2 separate regions of the Homo sapiens genome follow, and region 1 is linked to region 2. Evidence: chromatin loops called from intact Hi-C (ENCODE). Cell type or tissue: gastrocnemius medialis. All regions are shown on one strand. Each heading gives the region's core, and the rest is flanking DNA. Links, peaks and the distances in the headings are about the cores only.

Evidence for each region. A loop is a pair of places that touch in the nucleus more often than their neighbours do. Peaks named below come from ENCODE experiments on the same cell type or tissue, not always from the same donor. Only the 100,000 strongest peaks of a DNase experiment are listed, where the experiment ranks them.
Region 1: it touches region 2 in a loop (4-fold over the local background); 3 of 110 quality-filtered maps call a loop at or near these places.

Annotation. Positions count from the first base shown.
Region 1 is chr16:87,513,480-87,524,578 of GRCh38, forward strand. It overlaps ZCCHC14-DT (ZCCHC14 divergent transcript), which reads left to right. Exons shown (of 4, transcript NR_110943.1): 4 at 2,037-2,151. Among named protein-coding and RNA genes, the nearest start is that of ZCCHC14-DT, 25 kb to the left of the region's middle. RefSeq lists an enhancer at 5,380-5,977. In gastrocnemius medialis, for the core only: no CTCF peak of the experiment used is centred there; DNase peaks (open chromatin) are centred at 4,222, 4,618 and 5,382; H3K4me3 peaks cover 345 bases; H3K27ac peaks cover 1,901 bases.
Region 2 is chr16:87,460,646-87,471,744 of GRCh38, forward strand. All of the region lies in intron 1 of ZCCHC14 (zinc finger CCHC-type containing 14), which reads right to left. It also overlaps the pseudogene NR3C1P1. Among named protein-coding and RNA genes, the nearest start is that of ZCCHC14, 27 kb to the right of the region's middle. RefSeq lists enhancers at 8,601-9,186, 9,187-9,771, 10,457-11,099. In gastrocnemius medialis, for the core only: no CTCF peak of the experiment used is centred there; DNase peaks (open chromatin) are centred at 3,859, 4,256 and 4,896; H3K4me3 peaks cover 1,220 bases; H3K27ac peaks cover 4,621 bases.

The sequences.
Region 1 (11,099 bases), core at 2,074-10,073, 54 kb after region 2:
GAAGTCCCATCTGACAGTTTGTTAGCTCTTTTTTTTTTTTTAAGTGAGACAGGGTCTTGGTCTGTCAATCCAGGCTGGAGTGCGGTGGTGCGATCTCAGCTCACTGCGACCTCTGCATCCTGGGCTCAAACAATCCTCCTGCCTCAGCCTCCCAAGTAGCTGGGACCAGAGGCATGCGCCAACACACCTGGCTAATTTTTATATTTTTTGTAGAGATGGGGCCTCACTGTGTGGCCCAGGCTGGTCTTGAACTCCTGGGCTCCAGCAATCTGCCCACCTTGGCCTCCTAAAGTGCTGGGATTACAGGCGTGAGCCACCACACCTGTCTGTTACATCTTAAAATATGGCAACATACGTTGGTGAAGTATTGGCTTACCAGAGTGGATCTGTAGCTGCTGGTACCTATCTTGTCTGGTTCTAACTAAATTCGGTGTATGCCTTAAAAAGATTCATACAAAGGAACTGTGGAATGAAGGAAACACTAACAAGCCAAGCAGAGTAAAGAGTGAGAACGCATCAGAGCAGCTGTCTTATTCCTGGCCTGTGCTCTTGGTCAGACATATCCCAAGGTAAAAACAAAGGCAGCCAGCCAGTCAGCCCGCAGAGGACAGTCACACGAACCCTAATTATCCAGAAGTCTAGTCGAAGTACAGATTAGAAAATCCATCATTGTTGACAATAATCCTCACCCCAAATGCATATTTTGCCTTGAGATGTAATGGAAACCATCATAATTAGCAAGACATTAAAAAGAATATTGTTTGTTTAATCTTTTACTTGGCATTTAGAAATTTCCATTTTGGCTGGGCGTGGTGGCTCACGCCTGTAATCCCAGCACTTTGGGATGCCGAGGCGGGTGGATCACCTGAGGTCAGGAGTTCAAGACCAGCCTGGCCAACATGGTTAAACCCCGTCTCTACTAAAAATACAAAAATTGGCCAGGTATGGTGGTGTGCACCTGTAATCCCAGCTACTCAGGGGGCTAAGGCAGGAGAATCTTGAATCTGGGAGGTGCAGGTTGCAGTGAGCCAAGATCACACCACTGTACTCCAGCCTGGGCAACACAGCAAGACTCCATCTCAAAAAAAAAGTCCATTTTGTTAGGAGTTTTATGATTATACATAAAATATGAGAGCAGCAATGCATATATATAATTCTTAAGTTTTAAGATACACGTATATGGTGGGCACCTGCGGGAAAGGTTTTGCCCATTAGGATCTATGATCTAAACACTTTGGAGACTCCTGCCCTGAAGAATTCATGTCTATGAGCTATCCAAAAACCCAGACCAGGCCGGGCGTGGTGACTCATGCCTGTAATCCCAGCACTTTGGGAGGCCAAGGCAGGCAGATCACTTGAGGTCAGGAGTTCAGGACCAGCCTGGCCAACATGGTGAAACCGCATCTCTACTAAAAATACAAAAATTAGCCAGGTGTGGCAGTGTGCGCCTGTAATGCCAGCTACTCGGGAGACTGAGGCAGGAGAATCGCTTGAACCCGGGAGGCAGAGGTTGCAGTGAGCTGAGATCATGCCATTGCACTCCAACCTGCACAACGAGAGCAAAACTCCGTCTCAAAAAATAAAAAAAAAAAGCTCAGATTAAACAATGATTATAGATGTTTTATGAAATCAATCAAGAAAGTTCATAAAGAGGATGACCACAATTTTTTTTCTGTCTGCAAGATCCGTATTTGTTGTTCTGTGCCACATTAATGATTACATAACAATTATATAATGTATATATCCAGGCCTTGATAATTGCCATTGTCTACAAGATGCTCTAGAAGTCCAAAGGGAAAATGAGCCTGAGAAAGTCCAATAGGGCTTCACAGAAAAGGTGGCATTTAAACTAGGCCTTGCTTGGAGCTGGAGAGTTCCACATGGCTAGGGAGGCCTCACAGTCGTGGTGGAAGGTGACAGGCAGGTCTTAATTAATGAAGCTTTAAATGTTTTTTCATTGGGGCCAGGCATGGCAGCTCACACCTACAATCTCAGCACTTCAGGATTACTTTTTTTTTTTTTTTTTTTTTTTTAAGCAGAGGGTCTGTAACTTTCACCAGATTCTTAAGGAGTCTGTGACCTGGGAGAGTTTTAAGAGTGGGAAAGCTGTAAGGCCACGCTCAGGCTGGATTCCAGCCGTGGGACCCCTCGCTTCACTTCTCTGAGCCTCAACTTCCTCATCTGTGCAATGGGGCAGCCTCGTGGACATGCAGGATTGCAGTTCTGGACATGCAGAGCCTGGCATCCAGAGGAGCCCAGCGCCCGCCAACTGCAGCACCCAGCACCAGCAACCCCAGGGTTGGGGGCTGACTCCATTCTTCTCCCCAGGGCTACACCAGCTCTAGCTTCCTGGCCGCCAGTTTCCCCAGCAACTTCATTTTGTTTATTTGCAATGGCTTATTGGGGTCTCCTGGAGAAAAGATTCTCAGCTGAGTTCCAGAAAATGAACACGCTCTCCCCGTGCTCGGAGAGCTCCCAGCTGTTCTCTTGGCTGGCCGGCTCAGAAGAAATGATGTTAGGAATGTTTATCTCGGAGGAAGCGGAAGAGCTCCTTTCAGCAAAATAAGAATGAACCACAAAACAGGGTGCAGGGGGCCTTGTCAAGGCATCATAGCGTGGTGCCATGGGAACATCCCCTTCCTTTGTCCTGCCTCAGCTGACAGTGCCTCGGAGATGCCCTGAGCTACGTCAGCCCGGCTGGCATCCAAGGGGTTCCTTATTGGCTCACAAGACACGTTGCTTTTTCAGGACCAGAGAGACTTGGAGGTCCTCACCTGCAGCCCTGGGCCTTTGTTTAGGCTGTGCTGTGAGGCTGGCTCTCTGTGGTCAGCATCTCAGCGTCCCTGCCTGGCCAGCAAAGGGGTGACATTTTCCTTGGGTGCCCTCTTGCAACATGGCGTTAAATTCTCAAAAAGGTGCAAACCCTTAGGGTGAAGTTTGTGTCTAGAATATAATGGTTAAGGGCCTCGGTTCTGGAGTCAGAATGACCAGGGTTTGGGTTCCGGCTCCATTGCTTTATAGCTGCCTGAGCCTCCGTTTCCCAGTGTGTGGAACAGCTGGTAACCAGCATTCCTACTCCCATGGGTGTTGGAGACATGAATGAGATCGTCATTACAAAGCGTTCAGCACAGGTTAAGTGCTGATAGGTGGAAAGGAGATAATCAGTGGTAGCGATTATTATTTTAGTTGTCTACTTATAAAATCAGAAAATCGGAAATAGAAAAATACAAAGAAGAAAACTAAAAGTGCATGTAGCCCCATGGCCCGGCAATCCGCGCCGCTGGCCTTTTGTTAGCTGTCCTTCCTGGTTTTTTCCTGTGGGTGTGTATGCATGTATATTTCATAGGATCTGGTCATTGTTGAATGAGGATAGTTTATGTATGTATAGACATGTTAGTTTTTTCTTAATACCAGGCATAATGTATCTTAACCCACTTTTTTAAAACTTAAAAATACATGGAGAACACATTCTCCAAATCATTACATTTTACCATATTGCATATTTTTTCACTTTGTAATGTTTCGAAGTAAGGATGTGTTTTAGAATCAATGTCGAAAGAAATGTGCCAGCTATTTCTTCTTTTTCCCCCCAAAAATGGGGGTTATGATGACACTGGTAATACAAATAACAAATGATGGCTTCTCAGATTCAAAGAAACACAGCAGCCTAAAAGATCCTTCTTAATTTCCACAAAGGATTCCTCAGTGCCAGTGTTGTCATTAGCTCAATTGACCTCTATTTTTGGACATTTTGGCTCCTTCGGTTTTTTTTTTCACTATTACCCACCATGCCGCACAATAGAGTCTGCAGGGAACGCAATTCGATGGGCCAACGCGCCCTGAGGGATGGAGGCGGGGTGGAAGGTGGAGGGACCTGAGATTTTCTGTCAAGGTCATGGCCAGCCTGTGCTGGCCTTGTAGGGAGAAAGATAGGGGATAAGTACCCCAGCCTCCCTCCCCGCCCTCTCTCACATCTCATGCCAGGGCTCCCCCAGCGGGAAGCAGAGAGGGTGAGGAAGGGCGAGGGTATGGTTCTCAGGCCAGCCCCTGGGCAGGGAGAGAGTGACCCTGGTTGGGCAGCCCTGTGGCCCAGCACACCAGCCCTGTGGAGCTGAGATGCCGGCTTTAGATGGGGGGACTTACAACACGGGCTTTCCCTTCCCCAGTGGAACAGAAGGCGCCGGCGAGAGGCCCTCCTTGTCAGCGCCAGGGACAGATTGCTCAAGAATCTGCGTGCTCCAAGGCACAAGAGGGGTGCTGTCTCCTTTTCTGGAGTTCCGTCTCATGCCTACGTTTCGGGTAGGATGCTATTTTTAAGTGACTGGCACCGTGGATCAGTACACTTGGAGGGAGGAGAGGGGATGCCACACATAGCAGGGGTGGGTGCTGCGAGCAGGGGTGGGGAGAGGAAAGGGGGCTGCGTTCGAGCCACTCTGACAATGAGGCTGAGGGCTGGCTGGCTGTCACACCCACGGCCGACATTAATCACATCCTGCCTGGCACTCCCCAGCAGCTCTGACACATGTGGCCGCACCCCACTTCTGGAAAGCTCCCCGCTCAGGCTCTGCAGAGCGTTTCTCGCGACACTTCCCGTGCTGGATCCGTGCCGCCAGCATGGATTCCTTCAGCCTGGCTCCGGCCTGGGGTGGGCTCTGAGCCGCCATGGGACTAGGCAGAACACGCTGTGTGCAATGCAAGGCTGAGCACGCTGGGCCCCTTCGGGATGCTGGCGGTTACATGGGCAGTGGGACGGGTGGAGTGACACGGAACATGCCTCAGTTGCTTCTCCAGCTAGGGTTTTGGGGTTGCAAGCAAGAGAACCTGGCTCTTGCTAACCATGTTGGGGCTGGAGGCAAGGGTTTACCGGTAGGACCTGAGCTAGCTACAGAGTGGAGAGGTAAGATGAGAGCCAGCCCACAGGAAGGCCGGAGTGAAACAGCGTTGGGGGCCTGAAAGATGGGGACTAACAAGCAGCCTCTGGCTGGGAGGTTCTTCCGGGATCAATTTGCTCCATGCTACAGAGGGGACTTGCTCAGGGCGACGTGGCTAATTGGAGGCACGGACAATCTCCGAACTCAGACCTCTGACGGATGCCGTCCTCTGACCAGCCTAAAGCTGCCGGGGTCCTCCCAGCTCAGGGACGCTGTCCTCACAGGAATGCCTAATGGGGCTTCCTCCCTGCCCATCCCAACCCCTGGGGCCACACATTGCTTATTTTGGATTACACCGGGCAGCCTGTGCCCCGGTCAGAGGCAGGGAGAGCTTGGGCAGGACTGGGGAGTGTGACTCATTTCTGTCTACCCAGCCAAGCACCAAAGGCGATGCTGGCAAGCGGGAGACGGTCCACAGCCACTCACCAGCAGCCAGAAGCCAGGCTCAGGACAGCCAGGCCTCAGCTTACACAGAGGCCACCAAAGAATGGCCCGGCAGGATGCCAAACCTCATTTATCTGAGCGGAGCAAGGCCGCCTGGTCAGTGTCCACTCCACACCCAGGCCCTCCTCTCTTTGCTGCGGCCACAGCAGACACGCCAGCTGCCCCATCGCTGCACAATGCCAAGCCTCCGTCCACCTCGCCCTGAACGCCCTTCCCCCGTGTCCCTCCTATCTCCGTGAACGTGGCATGAGAGAATTCACGCTCTGCAGTCAGAAATCCAATGCCTGGTGTCACAACTTCCCAGCTATAGATCTTGGGCGAGTTGCATCCCTTCTCTCTGCCTCAGTTTCCTCCTTTGTAAAATGGGGATAAGACCTTCTTTGCAGGGTTTGACAGCCAGGAATCAGGTGTGCAAAAGTGGAGGTGTGGTTCATCACAGGGGCCTGCTGTGGTGGCTGTCCTTCTCCTAATAGCCACATTCCCCGGACCCAGCTGGGAGGAATGTGCCAACCCCCGGTTTGCTCTCCCTCTTCCTGTCTCAGTGATCCAGGCCATAAAAATGGCTCCTCCCAGATGCTGTAAGATAGAAGCTGCATTGCCCTCGTGGCAGGAAGGGGACATTTGGGCTACTTCAAACCAAACCAAACAAAAAACTCACTGTCATCAATTCTTGCCTTCTAAAGGGAGGGGCACATTTCATCTTGGGGATGCTGGCCTGGGGATTCCAGCTAGCCAAGAGCAGAGGAAACATCATTTCCAAGCACCAGCTAGTGCTCTGTGCTGCTAGAAGTCCCAGAGTATCCTGTCCTGGCTCAGTTGAGCCCCTTAGTGAGCTCAGGACTCTTTTGGCTGCCAATGACAGAAATTCGACCTGAATCACTTACAGGAAAAATAATATATATTATATATTATAAAATATATATAAATATATGTATATATATATTTTTTTGAGATGGAGTTTCACTCTTGTTGCCCAGGCTGGAGTGCAATGGCGCAATCTCAGCTCACTGCAACCTCTGCCTCCCAGGTTCAAGCAATTCTCCTGCCTCAGCCTCCCAAGCAGCCGGGATTACAGGTGCCCACCACCACGCCTGGCTAATTTTTTGTATTTGTAGTAGAGACAGGGTTTCACCACATTAACCAGGCTGGTCTTGAACTCCTGACCTCAGGTGATCCACCCACCTCGGCCTCCCAAAGTGCTGGGATTACAGGTGTGACCCACCGTGCCCGGCTGAGCAAAAATACTATCAATAGCTCACTTAACTGGAAAAAAGCCCCTGCAGGTGAGTCTAGCTTCAGGCGCAACTGGATCCAGGGACTCAAATGATATCTCCCCTTCTCTCGGCTCTGCTTTCCTCCGTGTGGTGATGTCACTTTCTAGATATCTTCATCCACTTGAGCAAGGATGATAGTAGCTCCAGGCTCTGTGGCAGGTTGTGTATTCTAAATTTGGCCACACCAACATATGTCCCATCCACGTGTCGTTTGTAACCATCTCAACCAATGGAAAATGTTGGAAGCGACATTCTATGACTTCTGAGGCTGGGTCCTGAAAGGCAATCCAGTTTTGCCGGCATCCCTCTCTTTGGGGACACATAGCCCTTGGAAGCCAGCACCATACTGTGCCTTGTCCTGACCCCCAGAGTCCATAAGCTCAATCAATACTTGTTTTACGCCACTAAGTTTTGGGGTAATTTGCGATGTGCCCTGCTATAGCTTTCGTGATCCCCGTAGGTCAGAATTGAGGAAATAGACCTTCATCCCTCCAACACGATTGGCCAATTCTTAGTAAAGATTCAGATCAATCCAGCCTGCATGCAGATCACATCCCTAAATCAGTGACTGTAGCCAGAGGGATGGGGAACTAGGCTGGACCATGAGCATCCTCTGGCTTGATGAAGGGTGGGGACAAGGAGCACTGACCTTGTCAGGACCACAGGGAGTTGGCTGGGGGTGGCCATTGAGGAGAGGTGGAAGCCACTATCAGATGGACAGGGAGAGATGGCAGCCAAAGTCCATTGTCGTATAAAGGCCGGAGCTGACTGTTACTGCCCTGCCTTTCAGGAAAACGTTTGATTTGTTAAGGGGAAGGTGATGGAGGTTTTAGAAGGGGAAATTAGAAAAATAAGAATACGAAAATTAGCCGAGTGTGGTGGCAAGTGCCTGTAGTCCCAGCTACTCAGGAGGCTGAGGCAGGAGGATCACTTGAGGCCAGGAGGTCAAGGCTGCAACGAGCCTTGATTGCACCACTAAAACTCAAGCCTGGTCAACAAAGCAAGACCCTCTCTACGAATAAACATGGCCAGGTGCAGTGGCTCATGTCCATAATCCCAGGACTCTGGGAGGCCAAAGTGGGCAGATCACTTGCGGCCAGAAGTTGGAGACCAGCCTGGGCAACATGGTGAAACCCCGTTTCTACTGAAAATACAAAAACTTAGCTGGGTGTGGTGATGTATACCTGTAAAACCAGCTGCTTGGGAGGCTGAGGCAGGAGAATCGCTTGAACCCAAGAGGCAGAGGTTGCAGTGAGCCAAGATCATGCCACTGCACTCCAGCTTGGGCAACAGAGTGAGACTCTGTTTCAAAAAATAAGATAAATAAAATAAAAGAAAAAAGAAAGAAAGAAAAAGAAAAACAAGAGTAATACTGCTTTTCCTACCATACATGGATAGGATTTGAAGAAAGCAGGAGAATGACAAGCTAGCCGAGCAACTCATGCCAGAGTCAGCCATGTTTTGTGAGGAACTAACATTTACCCAGGGCCCGTGCTGTGCCCAGCCCCGCATTAGGTGTTTTCTATTCATTCTCATTTAATGAGCCTGCAGCTCTTGGAGGGCCAGGACCGCGCCTGTAGGGCAGCACTGAGTGTGTTCATCAGGACACGTTCTGGCTGCTAGAAAAAAGGCCAAAATGACAGTGGCTTAAACAAGATAGAAGCTTGTTTCTTTCTCATGAAACAGCCCCAGATTGAGCCTAGCAACTTTGGACGCCCTTTGGTGTCTATCTGGCTGGTCTGCCAAGCCTAACATGTGGTTTCCATCTTAAGATCTGAGATGGGGCTGCCTCAGCTCCGGCCAGCACGTCCATATTCCAGCCAGGCAAGGAGGCAAGAGGAAATGAGAGCAAGGCCCAGAGCTTTATTCGTGTCTTCCACTTAGATCTCACTGGCCAGAACTGTGTCACGTGGCCGTGTTGATCCAGAACCCAAGAGAGGGTTCTCGGATCTTTCACAGGAAATAATTCAAAGTGAGTCTCAGAGTGCAGTGAGAAGAAATGGCTTATTGAACACTACTCAGTGACAGCCCAGAAAGCCCAGAAAGTTACAGCCCAGCAAGAAAGTTATACCCTCAGAAAGCAAGAGGAGGAGTACCTCATCATCATTTTAACTTCCTCTTATGAAGAGGCCTTATCTATGGAAAAGCTAAGCTGTGTCTACTCCATGCGGATGGGCTCACAGCGTGACAACGTTTCTTACTTTGCTGATTTAAAGAAAACTGTCCTTGGCACTTAGCGCGTAAATACATCCCAGCACGACTGTCATGATCCTGAGAGCATACACTGTTATGGGTGTTGGGACATCTGGACATTCCGTTGTCAGAGGTATCATCAGGCCGTTTCCTCAACTGTAAACATCTTATCACCACGGAGTGTGACCAGCCAGGAATGTGTCTTGCTAATTTTAAGATAGAGCTGAGGTTTTTGTTTGTTTGTTTGTTTGTTTTTGTTTTTGTTTTTGAGACAGAGTTTCGCTCTTGTTGCCCAGACTGGAGTGCAATGGCGTGATCTCACCTCACTGCAACCTCTGCCTCCCGGGTTCAAGTGATTCTCCTGCCTCAGCTTTCCGAGTAGCTGGGATTACAGGCACCTGCCACTACGCCCAGCCAATTTTTTTTTTTTTTGTATTTTTAGTAGAGACGGGGTTTCACTATGTTGGTCAGGCTGACCTTGAACTCCTGCCCTCAGGTGATCCACCTGCTGCGGCCTCCCAAAGTGCTGGGATTACAGGTGTGAGCCACTGCACTCCGCCGGAGCTGAGTTTTTAAATGGTGTCACCCTGGCTCTCCTATATTCTTCTTTCTCTACCAGCCACGTCTAGCTGCAAGAGAGGCTGGCAATGCAGCTTTTAGCGCTTGATCCTGTGCCCCATGGAAACTCAAGGGCTCTAATGCTAAAGGAAGAATGAGAGGATGGATATTGGATGAAAACTGGTGGACTCAGCCTAAGACACTCGAAGCTGAAGAGCTGGCAGTGCCCTAATGATAGCCCCTGTGGGACAGTGGTTCACAGCCTGGGCCCTAGAGGCCGGGCATGGTGGCTCAAGCCTGTAATCTCAGCACTTTGGGAGGCTGAGGCAGGTGGATCACAAGGTCAGGAGATCGAGACCATCCTGGTTAACACGGTGAAACCCCGTCTCTACTAAAAGTACAAACAATTAGCCAGGCATGGTGGCGGGCGTCTGTAGTCCCAGCTACTCGGGAGGCTGAGGCAGGAGAATGACATGAACCCGGGAGGTGGAGCTTGCAGTGAGCCGAGATGGAACCACTGGACTCCAGCCTGGGCGACAGAGCAAGACTCTGTCTCAAAAAAAAAAAAAAAAGGAGCCTGGGTCCTAGAGTCACACGGCCAGGGAGTTTCATCTTGGCCCTACCCTTGAAATCTGTGTGACCTAAGCCTCAATTTCCTTATCCATAAAATAGGGGTGATGATAATACCACATTTCATTGATTCTTTATTTTTATTTTATTTTTTAGAGATAGGTTCTGTGCCTAGGCTGGAGTGTAGTGGTGTGATCGGAGCTCATTGCAGCCTCAAACTCCTGGGTTCAAGTGATCCTTCTGCCTCAGCCTCTTGAGTAACTGGGGCTACAGGCATGCTACCATGTCTGGCTAATTTTTAATCTTTTTGTTGAGAAGGGGTCTTGCTCTGGTGCCCAGGCTGGCCTTGAACTCCTGGGCTTAAGCGATCCTCCCACCCCAACCTCCCATAGCATTGGATTACAGGTACGAGCCACTGTACCTGGCTTCGTATTTTATTGATTCTAAGATATGAATTTTAACGTCTCTAAAATTAGGTTGTGTTTACAAGTAATGATGTGTTTAGTTGACAGGTTTTTTTTTTTAATTCTTAAAACCATAGTAACATAACGGTGTATCTTACAACGAACGGTGACTAGGATTTCATAAAATACAATTGCTATTTTGATGATAACATCATTAATAGAATATACATACTCTATTAATAAAATTATTAATATAATAGAATATAGAGTGTTTAAATTCATATATATTCATTTGAATAGTTCCAGGACTATGGTAAGAACTCAGTAAATGTCAGCCATTATTCCTATCACCAAGTGCCCCCAGCATGTAGGAAGTGGCTCATTTACCTGGAGCTAAAGGAATACCCAGGGCGGGGTCAGTTTCTTAAACCACCCACCTGTAGGTGAGGCAAAGAGCCTGGCAGGTTCTTCCTCCACCCTACACACCCTCAGGTTCTAAACATCAACTCTGCAGTTGCTGCCTAGATGGAAGGAGAGTGGGGCAGGTGGAGATCGCTCTCCCACCTGTAGGTTAGGGTTAGGTTAGGGTTCGGGCTTAGGGTTAGGGTTAGGGTTTAGAGTTAGGGTTAGGGTTAGGCTTAGGGTTAGTGTTAGGGTTTAGGTTTATTGTTAAGGTTAGGTTTTAGGGTTCGGGTTAGGGTTTAGGTTTAGGAGTTAGATTTAGG
Region 2 (11,099 bases), core at 1,110-9,109:
TGACACTACACTCCAGCCTGGGCAACAGAGTAAGGCTCTATCTCCAAGAAAAAAAAAAGGAACTATGTTAGCCAAGGTGGCATGAATTATATATTTTTATTTGAGGCAAACTTTTATTTTCATATTTCTTCAAATCAAATAGCTCCCTATAAAACGAATTACACAGCAGGACTTAACATTCTCCTTCTATAAATCTTAAATCATAAAATGCTTTAAAAACAACAGCAAAGAACAGAATACAACTCGGTCTATTTGGGGTACAGTTTGAAAAAGCATATCCTAAAATTACATCCCAATTCCATTTCTAGGAATTCACCATACCAAGTACTCACACGTGAGAAAATGACCTGATGGGGTGTGCCCACTGCAGGAGTGTCTGTGACAGGGAAAGCGGGGCACACCCTCAGTCCCCATCGACAGAGACCTGCTAAGCACAGACAGTGTACCTGCAGGTGACGGCCGCCCCCAAGCTGTGGGTGGGGGAGGCCCTCCTGACCACCAGTGCTCCCAACACACAACAAGCGCAGAAACAAGCCACGGGCTAGCCAGGCTCGTCCCACCCCTCCTGCTTCCTGGGTTCAGTGATGGTGTGAATGTGGAATAAGCCGGAAGGGGCCCAGAGGGGCGAGAGGAGGGGGGTAGCAATAACCTTCATTCCCTCCCCATCAGTATTTTAAAATTTCACAGCCAAAACACATTTATAACTTATAGGATTTAGAAGAATAAAAATGGCCAATGCTGTAACTTCTTTACAGTCTCAATGTATTTCAAAATTTCGGAGGATATGAGAGGCGTAAGATTTTAAAGTTCATCAAAAGAGCTGATAAGCAATGCTGCATTCACAGTATGGGAAAGTACATGGCACAAGCAGCCTGGAAAATGGCCTGACCTCTCCAGCCTCCACTTGTTCTTTCATCTCATACCTGGACGGTAGGTGGCAGTTGACCAAAACATCCCCTAAGTTCACTCACAAGCACAGATCCCAGCACTCGCTCTGCAGAGGGCTGGCCAGGTAGGCGTGGCCTCGACCTCAGACAGGATGAAAGTGGAGGCGGAAGCTGGAGTTGGGAGGAAAGGGTGGAGACTGCTGCCACTCCGGCAGGACCAGCACCTGCTGTATTCCACAGACAGCAAGCCACAGGGGCCACACCCAAGTCCATAGCGAGATCCTCTGATCCCAGCTCTGTCAATGCCCCTGCCCCCCAGCAAGAAGCCCTCCTGGGCTGTTCATGCAGGGAGAGGGACTAACAGATCCCACGCGGCTCAACAGATGCCTTCCAAGAAAAGCAACTTGTCACAGGGCTACATAATTGGGAAGTTTATGTAACTCGAGAAAATAAGGCCGGGCGCAGCAGCTCATGGCTATAATCCCAGCACTTTGGGAGGCTGAGGCAGGAGGACTGCTTGAAACTATGAGTTTGTTACTGGCCTGGGTAACAGCGAGACCCTGTCTCTATTTAAATTTCTAAAAAAGTAAAAAAAAAAAAAAAAGTCCTAGCCATGCAGCAACTCCTCCAGAAAGTCAATTCTTTGGATAACTTAATAACATGTTATCAAGAAAATAAAATTTTTTGAATTTCTTATATTTGTAATTTAAATTGGGTGATTTCCTTCCGATTTAACAAAGTCTCTTTCATTATTCTATGGTTAGAGAACCCAGAAATGAACTCCTTTCCCACTAAACAAGATAATAGAACCGATACAAGTACGATACAAATCTTACACAAGGAGATTTTTAGTTCCAAACAGTACATATTACTTTGCAAGACAACTCAGGAGGTTAACACATTAACTGTACAAGAAACACAGCCAAGGCCGGGTGCAGTGGCTCACGCCTGTAATCCCAGCACTTTGGGAGGCCGAGGCAGGTGGATCACAAGGTCGGGAGATCAAGACCATCCTGGCTAACACGGTGAAACCCCGTCTCTACTAAAAATACAAAAAATTAGCCAGGCATGGTGGCGGGTGCTTGTAGTCCCAGCTACTCGGGAGGCTGAGGCAGGAGAATGGTGTGAACCCGGAAGGTGGAGCTTGCAGTGAGCCGAGATCGCGCCCCAGCACTCCAGCCTGGGCGACAGAGACTCTATCTCACAAAAAAAAAAAAAAGAAAAAAGAAAAAAGAAAAAAAACAAACACGGCCGAGGCCAGGCTTAGTGGCTCACGCCAGTAATCCCAGCACTTTGGGAGGCCGAGGCAGGCAGATCACCTGAGGTCAGGAGTTTGAGACCAGCCTGACCAACATGGTGAAACCCGTCTCTACTAAAAATACGAAATTAGCCAGGCATGGTGGCGCACGCCTCTAATCTCAGCTACTGGGGAGGCTGAAGCAGGAGAATCGCTTGAACCCCGGAGTTGGAGGTTGTAGGGAGCCGAGATTGCGCCATTGCACTCCAGCCTGGGCAACGAGAGTGAAACTCTGTCTCAAAGAAAAAGAAAAAAAGAAAAAAGAAACACAGCTAGGTGCAGTGATTCACACCTGTAACTCCAGCACTTTGGGAGGCCAAAGCAGGAGGATCACTTGAGGCCACGAGTTCAAGGTCAGCCTAGGCAACATATTGAGACCCCCATCTCTACAAAAACACAAAAATTAGCTGGGTGTCGTGGCCTGTGCCTGCAGTCCCAACTACTTGGGAGGCTAAGGTGGGAGCATCGCTTGAGCCCAGGAGTTTGAAGCTGCAGTGAGGTATGATCATATCAGTGCACTCCAGCCTGGGCGATAGCGAGACCCTGTCTCAAGAAAACAAAAGAAATATAACCACAGCAGAGCCCATTCGATTTGGCCTGATGCATGAACCTCCACATTCTCTTAGCTACTTTGGTACATATTCTAAGTCCTGGTTCTAAGAAGAGAAAGTGAGCTGCCTTTTCTCTTTTTTAAGAGACGGAGTCTCAGCTGGGCACGGTGGCTCACGTCTGTAATCCCAGCACTCTGGGAGGCCGAGGCGGACAGATCACCTGAGGTCAGGAGTTCGAGACCAGCCTGGCCAACATGGTGAATGAAACCTCGTCTCTACTAAAAATACAAAAACTTGCCAGGTGTGGTGGCGGGCACCTGTAATCCCAGCTACTCGGGAGGCTGAGGCAGGGGGATCGCTTCAACGCGGGAGGTGGAGGTTGCAGTGAGCTGAGATTACACCATATTGCACTCCATCCCGGGTGACAGAGCAAGACTCCGTCTCAGGAGAAAAAAAAACAAACAGAGTCTCTTCTGTCACTCAGGCTGGAATGCAGTGGCACAATCATAACTCACCGCAGCCTCGACCTCCTGGGCTCAAGTGATCCTTCCACCTGAGCCTCCTGAGTAACTGGGACCACAGGTGCACACCAGCACGCACAGCTGAGAGTGAGCTGCCTTGACAACCAGCATCAGCAGTTCCAACTTTGCTGGTAGTGGCAAACCTTCCTGCCCCAAAAAGAAACACGTGTGATCAGTGCGTTCTCGCACACACACACCGCCTGCCCACCCTAAAACACTCCAAAGAGACACAAAGGAAAGCCAGCCTCCCAACTCTCAGCCTGCTAGGGGAGGAAGGGGAGAGGAGGGCTGAGCAGGGGAAAACACAGCCTTGGAGAGAAGGAGAGCAGTACTGATTAGTGCTTCTCGGCCTCGACAGCACACTGGAACACCAAGGCCCTGAGAAAACCACATCCCACACTCCCCACCAAAATCAGAGTTTCTGGAAACGGGGCTTCTTTTGTTTTGTGCCTGAAGCTTCTCTGGTGATTCTAATTTGCAGCTAGGCTAAGAACCAACCACGACCCCAAGTCCAGGTTTTATACTGCACCCATCATCCGGTCCAATCCCGGCAAGGACAAAGAGGAGACCCAGAGAAAACAGGAAGTCTTTTCCCCACGCAGACAGGAAGAGCTAAAGGCTGTAGGTCCGTCTGCCACAACCACAACTGGAAGGGGAAAGCCCGTGAGCCACCCTAGCAAAACACACACTGCATCTGACATCAAGACAGGAAGGAAAACTCTTTAGAATGGCAACTGCTGGAAAAGAAAGACCTGTTTTCCTCCGTATATTTTCCCAAGGAATTTCTTCTTAGTTTTCCACATGTTCACTTTTTCCAACCAAGCCTTTATCGTAACTTTGTTCCTTTGTTTACATTGAAAGCTGTCTTCACTTGTGTTTCCCAGAAATGCTGTTTTGGGGTTATTTTTGGTGAAGTTAGTTTGCTCCACGTGACCTATGTTCCACTCAAGTGCTCTCTGACTCAGGCTCACCCGCAGGACTCGTCATCTGGCCTGATGTGCACGAGAGGGAAGACTGACCGGCTCCAAAGGCTGCCTTCTGCTACTGCTAGGAAGGCAACGATAAGCTGCTCTCTTCCTCTCCACAGCCAGCCTCTTCCCACAACCCACAAAAACCCTCTGCCTGGCCCCTGCAACCTGGCATCCAGTCCTCCCCCAGCTCTTCACTCCATGCACTGCTGCCCTGGGCACAGCAGTCACATCTGCCTGGGGCCTTCGCCCTGGCTGTCCCCTCTGCCTGGAAGCGCCCCTGTGCCTTCCCATCTATACTCAAACGTCCTTCTTAGCAAGACTTCTCGATGCTCAGCAAGGCAGCTGTGTTTCTGGTTTGCTTTGTTCACTGCTGTTCCTTTGCACTTCGAACTGGGCCTGGCATGAAGCAGGCCGTTAATAAGGATCTGTAAAATACATCATGATATCACCAAATTTTAATGAAATTCAGAATCAAACGGAAAGCACTTCTATTTCAAACAAAAACTTCTGCAATCTACATTATGTAACAGACAATCAGATTGTTCCACCACATCTACAAAGCGCTAACCCAGGAATGAAATATGACTCTGAAGCAAGCTACTGGTAGTCACGGGGCACACCCGCCCCTGGGGCTCTTCCAGGAAAGCTGACTGAGGTTCCACAGTGGCCACACATCTAGGGGCACCTGGACTTGGGCAGCCCGCCTCTGGCTCTTATGCAATCACCCTTCTTACTGTTACAGTTTAAAGAGAGGAGGCCTCTGCTTCCAAACTTTAATGTGCAAAATGCCTCCGGATCTGGCTGAAACGCAGGTTTGATTCATGAGGTCCGGGGTGGGCCTGAGAATCTTGCATTTCTAACCAGCTCCCACATGATAATGCTGCTGCATGAATATTTCAAGGTAAATCTTCACCATGATCAAAACAGTCAAAGGCTCAACAGCCTCCTCTTATTTTTTTATTAAAAAAAAATAAACAGAGCCAGGGTCTCACCATGTTACCCAGGCTGATCTCAAACTCCTGGGCTCAAGCCATCCTCCCGCCTTAGCTGGGATTACAGGCGTGAGCCACCGAGCCCGGTCTCCGCAACGTCCCTTTAGATGGGATGGAAAAGGGAATCCCCGCACTGCGCAATTAGACCAGAGGGAATCAAAGGCCCTTCCAGGCAAGGGTGAGGAGCTACGCCTGCAGAAGAGCTGACGCTGGCTGCAGGTTGTGACCCCCGCTAACTACCCCCCGCCTCAGGTATTTACGCTTTTTTTTAAAAAAAGGTTTGTCCTTAGTTCATGCCGCCTGACAGAAAAAAACCCAGCACCACACAGGCTACTTTACAGCTCTGTGCTTACAACCCACTTTAATGTTCACGGACCTGACCATAACTTTTAGAAGAGAATTAATTTCTAAAAATCTATTTCCTGAAAGCTCTTCCAAAGACATCCAAGTGGGACGTGCTGACGCAGTCAGATGGAAGCACAGCCCCCCAACACTGACGGCAGCCTCGGTCTGCAGAAGACTCGCTGCACCCCACTGGTGGGCATTTGAAAACTGCTCAGAAAAACGGCAGTGAGCTTTTAGAGCAGGGTTTTAACCTTTTCTTTGTGCCAGCGACCTCTCTGGCAGTTCGATGACACCTACTGAGCCCTTCTAAGAAACATATTTTAAATGCATAAAATACACAGGACTGCAAACAAAGCCAATTATATTGAAAACCGTCATCTAAGTATTAGAAGACAAATGGGCTCCTCGAACAGAGTCTGTGGGTCTCAGCTCACTTCACAGGAGCGCTGAGCATGAAGGAGACTTGAAGACGCTTTCTACGACTGTGCAATCAAAGTATCTGTGACTGCATCTGTGACCAAGTCACAGGTACTGTTCGTATGACTGTGGATTCCTGCCTGCTTCCATAAAGGCAGGGAATGCTCAATTCCCAGTTAGAGGCTGGAGAAAGTGAAGTTGTGATGGCTTCCACTCTCCATGGCTAGGAGCCCCTACTGGGACAGTCACATCTAACCGTGCCCACCAGAGGGGCAGCCTGCCACTGCCCTCCTCACCTTGTTTCTTTACAAATACGGACCTGAACAGTATTCACATCAGCATGCCACATAAAAACAAGCCCTGGAAAAGCCTCACAGTCACTTTGGAGGTCACGTGTTTTTCATGAAAAAAAAAAATTGTTTTTTTTTTTTTTTTTACTAAAGAGACAGGGTCCCGCTATGTTGCCCCATCTGACCTCTAACTCCTGGCCTCAAAAGTGGTCCTCCACCAGATCAGACCTGTTGATAGATGAAAACTGTCTGCTTTCTCCTCTGGCGGGAGAAGACTATTCTTCCTTTTAAAAGGAAACTCGAATGAGGACTGCAAGCCTCTCGTTTTACCGGACACTAAACCCAAAATTAAGGATAATGGAGATCTGGTTTTTATCAAGCCTCAATAATGTAACACTGCCCCAAGCGAAAACAGAAAAAGATTTCATCCAACTCTGCACCCCTGGGGTAATTAAGCAAGAGAAACTGGGCACAGTTTACTGTCAGGCAAGCTCTCCTGGAGCAAATATGATTGGTAATAAAATGTCTGCCATTTCTGTTCACGGTGTGAGTACCTCTGGAGGACAGATGTACCACTATGACATGAATACAGCATCCCTTTCTCAACAGTAGGATCAGAAGCCTATTTTTAATGTCATCCCACCAATTCCCGTTGGTTCTGAAAATTGGAATAGGTGTCAAGGATCTGGAGATGACAACTTGACTTCCTTGGGGACTCTGAATTTCCCTGGTCGAACGGTTTCTTTTTCTTTTGAGATGGAGTCTCGCTCTGTCGCCCAGGCTGGAGTGCAGTGGTGCGATCTTGGCTCACTGCAAGCTCCGCCTCCCGGGTTCACACCATTCTCCTGCCTCAGCTTCTCAAGTAGCTGGGACTACAGGCGCGCACCACCACGCCCGGCTAATTTTTTGTATTTTTAGTAGAGACGGGGTTTCACCGTGTTAGCCAGGATAGTTTCAATATCCTGACGTCGTGGTCCGCCCGCCTCAGCCTCCCAAAGTGCTGGGATTACAGGCGTGAGCCACTGCACTTGGCCCCCAAAGTGCTGGGATTACAGACATGAGCCACTGCGCCTGGCTCCCAAAGTACTGGGATTACAAGCGTGAGCCACCGCGCCTGGCCCAACGGTTTTTTCTAATGGCTATTTCAAGGTAAGATTCTGTCTCTTAAGAATGGTACATTTAAGATAGATTATTAGATGTAAATCTTCATTTATTTGTATGTGTTCTCTAAAGATTCATGTGTTTTTTTATATGAAGAAGTTTAAGTGGCCTTTTGAAAGTAGGAAGGGTAGACGTACAGATGGTGACATCTGTACGTAACCATTTCAGGTTTCTTCCTTAAATAGTGGTATTCAGTATCCCACTGGCCAATGGTAAGGATTTTATTTAACATTTTAAAAATAATATTGCTCATTAAGAGATATCTTAAGGAAAAATTACATAAATTCAGGAGAGTATGTGTCATCACATTGTGTTGTGCATGTTCATTCAGCTGTTTTAGAATATGTTCTTATATTACAATAAATGATACCCTTAATTACATAGTCAAAAAAAAAAAAAGTGGTCCTCCACTTCAGCCTCCAGAGAAGCTGGGACTACAGGAGGCGCATGCCACCATGCCAGGCTTAACCTACAAACAGTTCCTTATCATCTACTGCCTCAGGTTCAAACCCCTTCCCCCGTTTTTTAGCACACTGTTAGATGTTTTTCCTAACTTAACTTATAAAGTCTTATTATTCCCTAACCTAGTGGTTCTCAACTGGGGGAAATTTTGTCCCCAGGGGACATCTGGCCACAGCTGAAAACATTTTCTGTGAACTGGGGTGGGGATTCTCGTGGCATGCAGCCAACGGAGACCAGCGATGCTGTTAAACATCCTGCAGAGCCCAGGACAGCTCCAGAGCAAGGAAGTACCTGCCCGCAGGCCTCAGGAGTGCCAAGGCTGAGAGGCCCTCCCTGATACAGTTTATTTTCCCTAATATTGAGTACTGCGTCTGCATGTGGAATACCTGGGAGCTGGCAAACGACGCAGGCTGAGAAAGCCAGGTCTAGACATCTTTAAAAAGAATACGGTCAGTTTAAAAAGCCAGGTGCCAATGGAATGCCTACGATGTCAAGACACATTGTGAGAGACCATGGAGAATAAAAGAACAAAAAGTACTAGCATTTTTGTCTGTTTTTTTGGAGACATGGTCTATGTTGCCCAGGCTGGTCTCAAATTGCCAGGCTCAAGTCATCCTCCTGCCTCAGCCTCCCGAGTAGCTGGGACCACAGGCATGAGACAATGCACCCGGCTATAACCACCTTTTGTACAGTTCTTCCCAAGTATCCATTATGCAGCCATATGAGATCATCCATCTGATCCCTGCAGTACGTGACGTACACAGATCAAATTATCTCCATGTTAAAAACAAGAAAAACTGAATGTCAGTTCCTAAATGCCTTCCCCAAGGTCATCTGGCCAGTAGGGAGCAGAATCAAGTGCAGACTTTAGGTCCTGTAACTACAGAGGTCTGTGATTTGTGCACATTAAATCCAAGGAGGCGAGCGGAGCACAGCGGTCAGGAGCCGTCTCGGCGGCCAGTGCTGGGTCCACACAGGGCAGCCCCTGTTTCGTCCACTATGGGATGGAAATAATGGCACCTACCTAAGGCTTTTGTGAGAATTCAGTAAAATGCATTTCTAGTACTGTGAACTGGAAAAATGTTAGCATTCAAAATGTTAGTTGCTGTTATTATTGTGGTGCTTGCGGTGTGGCTGGAGGACAATTAAATTGCTTCAGTGCTGTCACAGAGACTCGGAGCTCTGGGAGGATCCAGGAGGGGCACCGGCAACTGGGCCTCCCGGAAGGCAGGGCTCCCTGTGTCTACAGCATCTGCTGCACCCCTGTGGGCAGCACACCCCCAGAAGCACTGGGGATGAGGACAGAGCCACCCACAGCCACCCCAGCTCCGTGTTCCCTGCACTGGGGGCCAGGGCCTATCTTCTCAAGTAGAGACTTTACCACGACATGTGATCGTCTGTTCTAAAACCAGTGCACTTGCCAGGCACAGTGGCTCACGCCTGCAATCCCAGCACTTTGGGGGGCTGAGGCAGGAGGATCGCTTGAGCCCAGTAGTTCAAAACCAGCCTGGGGCCAGGAGCAGTGGTTCACACCTGTAATCCCAGCACTTTGGGAGGCTTAGACAGGTGGAACTCCTGAGGTCAGGAGTTCAAGACCAGCCTGGGCAACATAGTGAGACTACATCTCTACCACAATTTAGAAATTACCCGAGTGTGGTGGTGTGTGCCTGTACCTAGCTGCTCAGGAGGCTGAGGTGGGGGGATCGCTTGAACCTGGGAAGTTGAGGCTGCAATGAGCTATGATTGCATCACCGCACTCCAACCTGGGAGACAGCACGACACCCCAACTCAAATAAATAAATAAATAAATAAATAATGAAAACAAGCACATGACAGCTTGAATAATTATTTAATTACTTGGACTACAGTTAAAATGTTCTCAGGAGTCAAATGCTCATAAAGCTGCAGGGGGTGGCCTCGTCCTCAGCTGAGTGTAACCTGGGGCCACTGTCTGGACAGCAAGGAGGCAGGATGTGATGAGCTTTTTTCCCATCTGTAGCTTTTCACCCACTAATCCCACTGGGAGGAGTCTGCTGTTAGGATACAGTCAATCAGCGATGTAGTCAAAGGTTTGTGTGTAAGGAGATTTATCTCAGCTTGAGCAAAAAGAAAAACAAACAACATAAACATCCCAGCAACAGATTACTATTGAAATAGGTCGCTAAATGTGTATGTCCAGATGACTGAATATTATGCAGTCTTAAAAGGCATGCAGGATGCTCACAGATAATGTGAAAATGGGCAGAACGTACATCAGTTGTGTGCAAACAGGCACTGAGAAAAGACAAAGGTACACCGAAATATTACTAGCATTTATCTCTGGGTAATTTTTATTTTATTTTTCTGTTTTCCAATTTTTCTGTGAGGAACAATCACTACTTCTAGAATTTAAAAAAGTTACAGATATTAAGTCTAAATATAAATACCTCCCTACAAGATGTGAATGATATGAAAAGTATAGAAAAAGCAAGCTTCTAAAACCATAACCACACTTTCCTTCCACACATATCTCGAGGGCCGGGCACATCAGGGGTTAACATGAACTTCAAAGTGTCTACCCCCACAAACAAAATACAGTAAACATGACTATGAAAAAATAGTGTTTTCAATTTGTTTTCCAATTAACCTACCTCTATACAGGAAGGAGTAACGTCTGTTAAATACTTTTAAGTTAACGTAAAAAACATAAAACATAAAAACAAAATAGATTTGTAAGCATTTTGCTAAAATAGTCATTACGTGTCTCTAAAAACCAGAACAAGAAGACAGACAGTTTAAGAGTGAAAGCTATTTGCTGACTTAGACCAAGTGAAAGCCAACGCTAACCAAAAAAACATTTTCCATGTAAAAACATTCCTTTTAATATTTCTTAACCTAGAGCTCTACTCATCAAAAAGAGAAAGAGAGAAAAAAGATTACTGCTTAAAATCTCAGCAAAGGGAACCCAGTACTTAACTAGACCAGCTCCCAGAGTGACCAGATGCAAATCTCTTTCACAAATAGCCACAGGGCAGCACGGCCTCCTCTAGGAACACCGGCCCCAACTGCCCACCCGCGGGGGCTTCCAGGCCTCCAGGTGCCAAGACATCCCACCAGGGGCCAACCACATGGGACCTCTGGGGTAGGGCTTCCCTACAGTCAGCCTCCAACACACCCAGAATCCCTGTTCCAGACACTGCCTGTAGAAACAGAGGGAGTCTAAAGT